Regions from separate parts of the Homo sapiens genome. Here region 1 is linked to region 2. A link is an interaction called in ENCODE POLR2A ChIA-PET data of the cell type or tissue named here. Cell type or tissue: PC-9. All regions are shown on one strand. Links, peaks and the distances in the headings refer to the core of each region. The heading gives the core; the rest is flanking DNA. Region 1 has its middle 170 kb from the start of LINC00498. Region 2 overlaps SLC7A11-AS1 (SLC7A11 antisense RNA 1).

Region 1 (5,390 bases), core at 188-5,187, 330 kb before region 2:
CTCATGTTTTAGGGAATTACAGAGGGAAGAGAATCCATAATTTTTACCCTTGAGGAAGTCAAAACCGAGGTACACAATGACAAATAAACATACTGTAGAATACAATTAACTAAAGCCTGGAAATAGACCCACATAGGCTAAATTATAGCTACATAAATGTATTCATTTCTAAAATATCTGCATAGGCAGGCAGATCAATGGAACAGAATAGAATCTTAAGTAGGTCCAAACACTTCAGGGAATCCAGTCTATGATAAAGGTGGCATTTTAAATCAGTGAAGAAAGATGGATTATTTAATAGATGGCATTGAGACGTTTTCAGTCATTTAGAAAAAAAATAGTTCTGTGTCTCACTCCTTGCATTAAAGTACATTCTAGATTTGCTATTTTGAATTTCTACCAAAGCTCTAAAGATAAAAAGCAAAACTAAAAAAATTTTATAAGGCATCATGAAGAAAATTTAAAGTAATCTTGGAGTGGGTAATATTTTCCTAAGTAAGAAAAAAAATCTAAGCAGATATTAGCAATAAAGGAGGTAGAGCAATAAATTTTACTATAAAATATTAAATTTATTTCATGGAAAACTACAGTAATTAAAGGCAAAAGGCAAAATTAAAAAAAAAACCTGGGCCGGATGCGGCAGCTCACGCCCGTAATCCCAGCACTTTGGGAGGCCGAGGCGGGCGGATCATGAGATCAGGAGTTCAAGACCAGCCTGGCCACCATGGTGAAACCCCGTCTCTACTAAAGATACAAAAAATTAGCTGGTGTGCTGGCGTGCGCCTGTATTCCTAGCTACTTAGGAGGCTGAGGCAGGAGAATCCCTTGAACCCGGGATGCAGAGGTTGCAGTGAGCCAAGGTCACACCATTACATTCCAGCCTGGGCGACAGGGAGAGACTCAGTCTCAAAAAACAAAACAAAACAAGAAAACCCTGTACTTTGTACACATGCATCTTCATCTCCAACTGCATTCCAGAGAGGTTGTACAAATTTTTACCACATCTGCACTGTATATGTACTATATCCCCTCTATATATGTATAAAACATTAGTATAGGCCAACAAGAAAAATATAAATGACCTCACAAAATAGGCAAAGGATATGTATGAAAGAGGAGTTCAGAAAGAAAAATACATTTTTACGCATATTAAAATATCTCAGTCTCATTCATAATTAAAGAAATACAAATTCAGACCATGAAACAATTTTTTGCCTATCATAGTGGCAATAGTTATAAAATACGGAAATTCACAGTGGCTAGGGGTGTAAGGATACAGGTACATATGCAATGCAGGTGTTGTAAAAATTGTTACACCCTCTTTGAAATGCAATTGGACAATATTATTAAAATTTAAAACATGCCAATCTTGTAAGGCCTGCTAGCAAATGTAGCAATTTGTCCTCTGATTTTAATTTCACCTGTACACAGAGAGGTCTGAAAAACAAAAGCCAGGAAACAGCCATATGTCCATCAACAGGAGACTGACTAAACAAATTTTGATGTGGTCATATAATAAATTGTTGTATTTAGTGTATCTACATATGCTGATATGGACAAATCTTCAAGATATATCATTAAGTTAAACAAAAGAAAGGTACTTAATAATGTCTATAGACGTATATTTACATGGAAAATTTCTGGAAGAGCATATGAGAAATGGTCGATGGCGTTTATCTACAGGGAGTGGGACTCAGGGACTGGGCTGAGAAGAAGACTTACTTTGCTTTGGATACCTTTTTGTGCTATTTTGAATTTCCAACTGAAAGCATGTGTTATTTTCATAATAAGTCGATGAACCAATAGAGACAGAGTGATGAGCAAACCATTGCTTAGGAATTTTTCTAAGCTAATTTCTTTTGTTCATGTTGCAATTAGTGTCTCCTTCATATCATCAAGTCAAAAACAAGAATGAATTCTTATCAGAGGGTGGGAAATATTGAAGCACTTCTGAAAAATAGGAAAGAGAGACATTCAAAGTGATACACCATGAGGGAAAAGTCTCCTGGGCAAGTTGAGCTATTTGCCAGTCCTCTCTCTCACAGTTAACAGACAGCAGGAGGGAAGAGGCCTTGGGACAATCACCAGGTACTATCTATTAGTTGCCGCAGCTGGGATGGTTGCCTCTTTCTGGACCCTTGCTTTTTTCTGAGAATGGGTCAATAATCATATGTGCTCATATTATGAGGTTACTGTGTGCACTGGATGTACAAATAAAGTCACTGTGTGTCCTGGCTCTGCAGAGGTAGAGAGGTGTCCTTGGTGGTTACTAAGATCAGGAGAATGAGGAATTCACTTCACAGAAGAGACTCTACCAATATGTCTCACTAGGTACTGCGTCTCACCATTCTTCCACAATAACCTTGGGCAGGATAGAGTAGCAAAGACATAGAACTGGCATTCTCAAAAACAAAGGTGCTTGGCCGGGCAAAGTGGCTCACACCTATAATCCCAGCACTTTGGGAGGCCAAGGCAGGCGGATCATTTGAGGTCAGGAGTTCAAAACCAGCCTGGCCAACACGGAGAAACCCTGTCTCTACTAAAAATGCAAAAATTAGCTGAGCATGGTGGCACATGCCTGTAATCCCTGCTACTGGGGAAGCGGAGGCAGGAGAATCAATTGGCCCTGGGAGATGGAGGCTGCAGTGAGCCAAGATCGTGCCACTGCACTCCAGCCTGTGTGACAAAGTGAGACTCTGTATCAAAAAAAAAAAAAAAAAAAAAAGGTGCTCAAATAACACTGACTCATTGAACACTTGAAAACAAGCAACTCCTTTCCCCACCGCCAAAGAGCGCCTTGCTCTTTGGCTCCCTGAGTTAGTCCAGTTGTTTGCGATCGCCGACGCTGTGGCTGTGAACCGAGGGGCTCACGCCGCCTGGGTTTCTACCTCATCCGTAGGTGTGGCCCGATGGTGCAGCAGGCTCTGAACTCCTAAAGCTCTGGAGCAAATTTAAAATTTTATTCATGTGCATGGCATAGAAGATGAATTCTTCCACCTCCACCATGAATGAAGAGTCTGATACTCTATCGGTAGTTAACCAGTTAGGGGATATAGCAGCAGATCCATTAAACAGAAGAGCTGTAGTCCAGGATCAGGGATGTCTGCCTTGCCTTATTTTATTTATGGACCACCCCAACCCTCCAGTCCATTTGGCTTTGCTCGCTCTTTGATACTTGGGAGAACACCGTGCAAACAGAGAAAAGATGAAAGGAGAACTGGGTATGATGTTGAGCCTACAAAATGTTATACAGAAAACTGCAACTCTGGGAGAAACAAAACTTCTGGCCTCTGAAATCTATGACATACTTCAGTCCTCCAATAAGGCAGATGGTGATAGTTTCAATGAAATGAATTCATATTGAAGGAAAGCTCAGTTTTTTCTGGGAACTGCAAACAAACGTGCCAAAACAGTGGTTTTGCATATAGACGGCCTTGATGATACGTCTTCGAGAAATCTATATGAAGAGGCTTTGTTAAAAATTAAAGGTGTTATTAGCTTTACTTTTCAAATGGCTGTTCAAAGGCTTGGTGTGAATCCGTTCAGATTTGAAAGCTGAGGCTTTCGCATCAGCGAGAGCATCAACCAAGGTTATGAAAGCTCCGTAAGTTGTGAAAAGTGAAAGTGGAGAAGAGATGCTGGTCCCATTCCAAGACCTTCCTGTGGTAGAACAGAACACAGAGCTACCTGACTACCTGTCTGAAGATGAGAGTCCCACAAATGAACAGTACAAGGTGGTGTCCTGGGTCTTCAGCTCACACCCAGTGGGTGGAACTAGCTGGCTGAGCACAGCTGCAAACTTTTTATCCAGATCGTTTTATTGGTGACTTCAATTTGGGGTTCAAGGACTGTGTGAACCAACCAGGGGCCAGTTTTCCATTGTTGTGGTGAACTGTCAAGTGCAATTTGCAATGGGTTATCATGAAAAGCTTTTAGATTACATGATTGCATATGCTGCATTTTACATTTTATTGGACATTTTACCCCACTGAGTGGTAAAAAGAACAGAGGCTGTGGATGGAGTTGCTTTGTTTATGAAAGTATTTTGTTTTTTCTCTTTCATTTAATTGCCTTATATTTTATAAACCATGGGTCCGCTGTTAAAACCAAACATGGGAGGAGGTTCCAAGATGGCCGAATAGGAACAGCTCCAGTCTACAGCTCCCAGTGTGAGCGACACGGAAGACGGGTGATTTCTGCATTTCCGACTGAAGTACCAGGTTCATCTCAATGGGGCTTGTCGGACAGTGGGTGCAGCCCACGGGGTGTGAGCCAAAGCAGGGCGGGGCATCACCTCACCCGGGAAGCGCAAGGGGTCAGGGCATTCCCTTTCCTAGCCAAGGGGAGCCATGACAGATGGTACCTGGAAAATTGGGACACTCCCTCCCTAATACTGTGCTTTTCCAACAGTCTTAGCAAATGGCACACCAGGAGATTATATCTCTGATGAACATCAGTGCAAAAATCCTCAATAAAATACTGGTAAACCAAATCCAGCAGCACATCAAAAAGCTTATCCACCATGATCAAGTTGGCTTCATCCCTGGGATGCAAGGCTGGTTCAACATACACAAATCAATAAACGTAATCCATCATGTAAACAGAACCAAAGACAAAAACCACATGATTATCTCAATAGATGCAGAAATCTCCTTTGATAAAATTCAACAGCCCTTCATGCTAAAAACTCTCAATAAACTAGGTATTGATGGGATGTACCTCAAAATAATAAGAGCTATTTATGACAGACCCACAGCCAATATCATACTGAATGGGCAAAAACTGGAAGCATTCCCTTTGAAAACTGGCACAAGACAGGGATGCCCTCTCTCACCACTCCTATTCAACATATTGTTGGAAGTTCTGGCCAGGGCAATCAGGCAGGAGAATGAAATAAAGGATATTCAATTAGGAAAAGAGGAAGTCAAATTGTCCCTGTTTGCAGATGACATGATTGTATATTTAGAAAACCTCATTGTCTCAGCCTAAAATCTCCTTAAGCTGATAAGCAACTTCAGCAAAGTCTCAGGATACAAAATCGATGTGCAAAAATCACAAGCATTCCTATACAGACAAACAGAGAGCCAAATCATGAGTGAACTCCCATTCACAATTGCTTCGAAGAGAATCAAATACCTAGGAATCCAACTTACAAGGGATGTAAAGGACCTCTTCAAGGAGAGCTACAAACCACTGCTCAACAAAATAAAAGAGGACACAAACAAATGGAAGAACATTCCATGCTTGTGGATAGGAAGAATCAATATTTTGAAAATGGCCATACTGGCTAAAGTAATCTGCAAAGAACTTAAACAAATTTACAAGAAAAAATCAAACAACCCCATCAAAAAGTGGGTGATGGATATGAACAGACACTTTTCAAAAGAAGA
Region 2 (5,390 bases), core at 109-5,108:
GACTAGGATACTCCTCACCTGTGACTATGAATAAGACAGATGACAAGCCTTACTTCCATTTTTGGATTAAGAAAATGAGTCCAAAGTAAGTAAAATGGCTTGCCTAGAACAACAGAGAAAATCAGAGGTCAGAGCAGATTTTGATTATCAAATGACTCAAGCTTCAAACTGTTGAATCAAGCCATCTCTTAGGTGAAGGCAATTACTTCGTTTTATTTATAAGGCAATCAATTATTAAATATTTTGTATCTACTATATGATTAATAATGAATTTTATGATGTGGGGAATGTACCATGATTCTTCAGCCCTAGGAACTCACAGTAATTCAGCTTGGATAAAGATGAATCTATAAAACCACAGAAATACACAATTTAATACAGTGTATGATTAACTGGAAACTGTGTGTTATAATTGTAAATAAGTTAATGGATATGACATGCTGGGCTTCGCTTTAGTCCTTAAATATTTGGAGGTGATTGACAGGGGGGGTAGAAGTTGATTTCAGATGATGATATATGTGTGGTTTACAATTTCAGTAAAGACATATAGTAAAAGTGGACCATGCTTTTGGTTTATAAAAGAGTTAAGTCCAAGTAGACTAGAGAATAACAAATATGAAGAAGTTGGTTGTGTTATTTATATTCACTTATGACAGAGCCTTTAAAACATGAAAAAGAATTTGATCTGAAGACGGAAGTCACTGAAGGTATTTTGGGCAGGAATAATGTGGTCAAAGTGGCAACTAAACAAGATTATGTTGTCAGCTCTGCTGGAGAGATTATAAGGAAAAAATCTAGAATCAGCAAAATATAGCTGATGAGCTTTTGCAATGAGCAGGCATGAAGAAGTCTAGATTGGGATTAGTGATGAAAGCAGATAAATAAAACATTTGTGAAGAAAAAACCAACAGGACTCTATGCCTAACTTACTAGAATAAGAGGAGGATGAGTCATTGTGACTCTGAGATTTCAGCTGAATGAGTTGATGATTAGGGTCATATGTGACTGAAACAGGCATGCTTGGTGATAAACTTCTGATTTCCCTTTATGGAATGGTTGGAGATTGGCACACATTTCCATTTGTGAAGTCCTGAATTTGGGGTGGTGAAAATTCCATCGGGGGCCAGGCACAGTGGCTCATGCCTGTAATCCCAGCACTTTGGGAGGACAAGATGGGTGGATCACTTGAGGTCAGTAATTCGAGACCAGCCTGAACAACATGGTGAAACCCCGTCACTACTAAAAATACAAAAAATTAGCTGGGCATGATGGTGGGTGCCTGTAATCCCAGCTACTCAGGAGGCTGAGGCAGGAGAATCGCTTGAACCCAGGAGGCAAAAGTTGCAGTGAGCCGAGATCATGCCATTGCACTCCAGCCTGGGCAACAGAGACAGACTCCATCTCAAAAAAAGAAAAAAATTCCAGCTGGATATTTCCCCTGATTATTAGATTACAGGGCAAAAGCCAAGGTGAGAGGACAGGATTCTAGATACACATTGTTAGTGTTCTTGAGGAGGCTAGTAACACTCTTTTCCACTGGGTCTATTAATCAATTAAGACATATATCTAAATTATAAGGCAGATAGAAGAACAAAATACCACCATCATGCAGATACAGCTAACACAGGAGAATATGACTCATAGCTATGGACAAGTGGACTTTCTAATATTGAACTCTAGGGTTAAAAAAATGTGCCCATCTAACTATAGGCAGCCTTGTACCATTCAAGCTTTTTCCCACGGATCCTTGACCCTATAAAACTTATAGTGTGAATTAATGCCCAGTAGAATTGATGTCCTCTGTGGTCAGGCTGCTTCCCAAGAAGAAAATACATATCATCAGTTGTTGTTTTTTTTTCCACCAAACTCACCTGTAAGATTAAGACACTACTGTTCTAGAAAGAGGCCAAGAGTATTTCCTTAATGTAGCTCTTAATGAAAACAAATAACAGGCATGCAAAAGAACCATCTCCTCTTCCCCACCTTATCACAACTAGGCATACTCTGAGAGAGATGATACTTTGGGTTTAGAAACCATGTCTATTGCATTTTGTAGCCACAACCTAACTCAAGTAGGCTGTCTGGAAAATATTAGTCTCAACATATACTTTTTGATGAAATGAAATTGCCAGTTGAAGATGATGTGAATTGATGGCTTTCCATCAGTGAGAATGGAAAAATGGAAGCACATAGCCCCATGGAATAAGTTTGCATGAGCTGGGTAGGAAATGAAATGAGGCAGGAGAACTAAAAGGGAAAAGAGCAGTGGGCATCTACTAAGAATCTTTGGATCTAAGATGAATGTCTATTTTAGATGATGAAACAATTTATTGTAGTTTCAGAATACCTTCATTGATGTCATCTTTTATTTCTCAAATTTGTTCAAGTTGGATGGATGACAGACATCCTGAGCTTTGTGTTTCAGATATGTGGTTAGTGAAAAGATGTCAAACAATGATCGCTGTATTATCTTCGGATCCCGGAAGCAGTCAAGGACACAATTTTTAGCCTTACTAAGCTTGTTATGGTCTATTAGATTGTATTGTTTGATACTCTTTTAGATGCAAATAACAGAAACCAATTCAAGTAATTGAAACAAAAGAGGAGTTATGATAAGAATATAGTAATGTCTTGAAAAACTCTTTGTCAGGAATGCCATCTGGCCTCAGAAGGGCTGAAAATCTGGAAATGGAAAGCGATATGAAACCAGGCATTATTTTCTCGCCATTTCTTATCTCTATGTCTCTGGGTGACTGTATTCTAGCTCTATTCTTCTGTGTACTGGCTTTCTCTCTGCAATGCCTTAGGCTATACATCTTCCACAATCAAGAGAACAACTCAAAGACTCAAATCTTTAGTCACAATAACAGATACTACGTTCTAACCCCAAATAGAGTCTAAAAATTGTTCTAAGGTCCCTGCACAAGTAGATGGGTGAATGATTTTGAAGAAGTAAAATTCCCAGAGAATATAATGCCTATAACAGGTTTCCTCTACATAAACACACACCACATACACAGTTACACAAAGCATGAATAAATCAAGAAAGTGGAAAGAATATGAAAAGTGAAATGCAGCCAATAATATCTAATGACTATCAAATGCATATTATATGACTTTAGTACATTCTAAGTGCTAACAGTATGCTAACTTGTTCAATCCTCTTGCCACTTTGTGAGGTCTACACTACTATGAAGGAAGGTGGAGTTAAGTAGTTTGTCCGAAGGAACACGGTAAGTGTCTGGCACAGTTTAGACACCTTTACATAGAAGCCTCTTAAAATTATCCCCGTTCTTTGACCACCAATTGTTTTATTGTACATCTATTCATAAATATTGAAATTTTTTTGCTTATTGGACAAAAGCAGAAGAAACTGCTGTCATGGGAGAATTGATGATGAATATTACTTGGTTCTTCAGGCTATCCATTGGCCACAGGGCATACTGGCATTTGCCTCATCTAGCTGTAGGGGGATGTTAAGGGTGAATTACAATTTGGGAAGTTTTCTCACCAAGAGAAAATCCAGCAAGTAGTAAAGCAATTCAAGTCAAATAATAGGCCTCGTTTCGACAATCCTGCCATGAGGTCATAGCTAGTACAAATGATTACTAGCTACTATTTACTTCTAATTAACAATTCCCCTTTCCCCTTGGTTTCAGAAGTTTCTGTTTTGTCAGGAGAGGAGTGGCATGAGCAGTGGGCAGAACAATAGGGAGATGTGGATGCATTTCCAATTTCAGTTAGAGATTTTATCACTTCCTCAAAAATGGTTTAGATCAAACTGACAAAACATGAAAGTACAGAATTTTTTAACATGTATAGACACATTTAAAATTAAGCTCACTAATATACGTATTTATATATATTTACCTAATATATTAGTATATATATTTAATACCTAATAAGCAAATAGAGTTTTTGAATATCCATGGACCATTCACAAAAATTGAATTTCTCCTGGGACTCAGTGAAAACTAATTAAATTCCAAGAATTCAATATCTGAGAGACTGCGGCAATAATATAGCAAAATCAAATCAACAACAAAAGGATAGCTTAAAATCCTACATATCTGCCATCTTAAAAATACATTGTTGGCTGGGCATGGTGGCTCATGCCTGTAATAATCCCAGCACTTTGAAAGACAGAAGCTGGCAGATCACCTGAGGTCAGAAGTTTGAGACCAGCCTGGCCAACATGGCCAAACCCCATCTCTACTAAAAATACAAAAATTATTGGGAGGCCGAGGCGGGTGGATAACGAGGTCAGGAGTTCAAGACCAGTGCGGCCAAGATAGTGACACCCCATCTCTACTAAAAATATTAAAAAATTAGCCAGGCATGGTGGCTGGTGCCTGTAAACCCAGCTACTCGGGAGGCTGAGGGCAGAGAATTGCTTGAACCTGGGAGGTGGAGGTTGCAGTGAGCCGAGATCGTGCCGCTGCACTCCAGCCTGGGCGACAGAGCAAGACTCTGTCTCAAAAAAAAAAAAAAAAAAATTAGCCGGGTGTTACATACCTGGCTAGGTAGCACACACCTGTAATCCTAGCTACTAGGGAGGCTGAGCCAAGAGAATTGCTTGAACCCAGGGGGCAGAGGTTGCAGTGAGCCAAGATCGCACCACTGCACTCCAGCCTGGGTGACAGAGCAAGACACCGTCAAAAAAAAAAAAAAAGGTTAAAACTTTAGGTTAGGAAAAAACAGTTTCAAAATACTTAGAAGAGGATGATAATGAAAAAACAGCAAGCCAGCATTTTTAGCTTCTAGCTAAAGCAGTTCTTAGAGGGACATTTAGAAGGCAGGTGGAATGGAGCTGTGGTCACGGGAAGGAAAATAACAACGACAAAAACAAAGCAGCAACAAAACCAGGCAAGGGGCTGCACAGGTTCAGCAAGAGGAAGGATCATGAACTGAGGAAATGCTTAATAGTATTAAAAAATAATAATTTTGAACAAATTAAATGCAATAATGTATTCCATTAATATCAGTTTTTAGAAAGGGGAGTTATTAAATAGCAAATTACAATGATACTAAAGGGCTGTGATAGAAATGTATGTACCAATGAAAAATCATCAGTGCATGTTTTAAAATAGCACAGCTTCTTCAGTTATTTATACATCTGAGGTTTAAACAAGAGAGAGGAAAAAATGAAGAAGAAGAAGAAGAAGGATGGTTAGTTTTCCATGTTAGCAAGAAAAATCTGTCTCGCCTATAGAGTACTGCAATTCCCTGCTTCACTGTCCAGAGAATTTACTACTATTTTTTAGGTCTGAACAAGTATAGAACAGATTCTCTCACTTCTGAGCTTTTCTAGCAGAATCTATAACCTAATAATCTGCAGTGTCCAGGCAGTGTAATTTTCAAATAAGATACTCTCCACAATTTACTTTTAA

What was found. ChIA-PET counts read pairs that join two places held together with the same protein. Peaks named below come from ENCODE experiments on the same cell type or tissue, not always from the same donor. Only the 100,000 strongest peaks of a DNase experiment are listed, where the experiment ranks them.
Region 1: POLR2A ChIA-PET joins it to region 2 with 5 read pairs; 2 of 35 experiments call an interaction of 5 or more read pairs at or near these places.

The regions. Positions count from the first base shown.
Region 1 is chr4:138,479,690-138,485,079 of GRCh38, reverse strand. It overlaps the pseudogene LOC100131429. Among named protein-coding and RNA genes, the nearest start is that of LINC00498, 170 kb to the right of the region's middle. In PC-9, for the core only: no CTCF peak of the experiment used is centred there; no DNase peak of the experiment used is centred there.
Region 2 is chr4:138,154,521-138,159,910 of GRCh38, reverse strand. All of the region lies in intron 3 of SLC7A11-AS1 (SLC7A11 antisense RNA 1), which reads right to left. Among named protein-coding and RNA genes, the nearest start is that of LINC00616, 27 kb to the right of the region's middle. In PC-9, for the core only: no CTCF peak of the experiment used is centred there; no DNase peak of the experiment used is centred there; H3K27ac peaks cover 1,557 bases.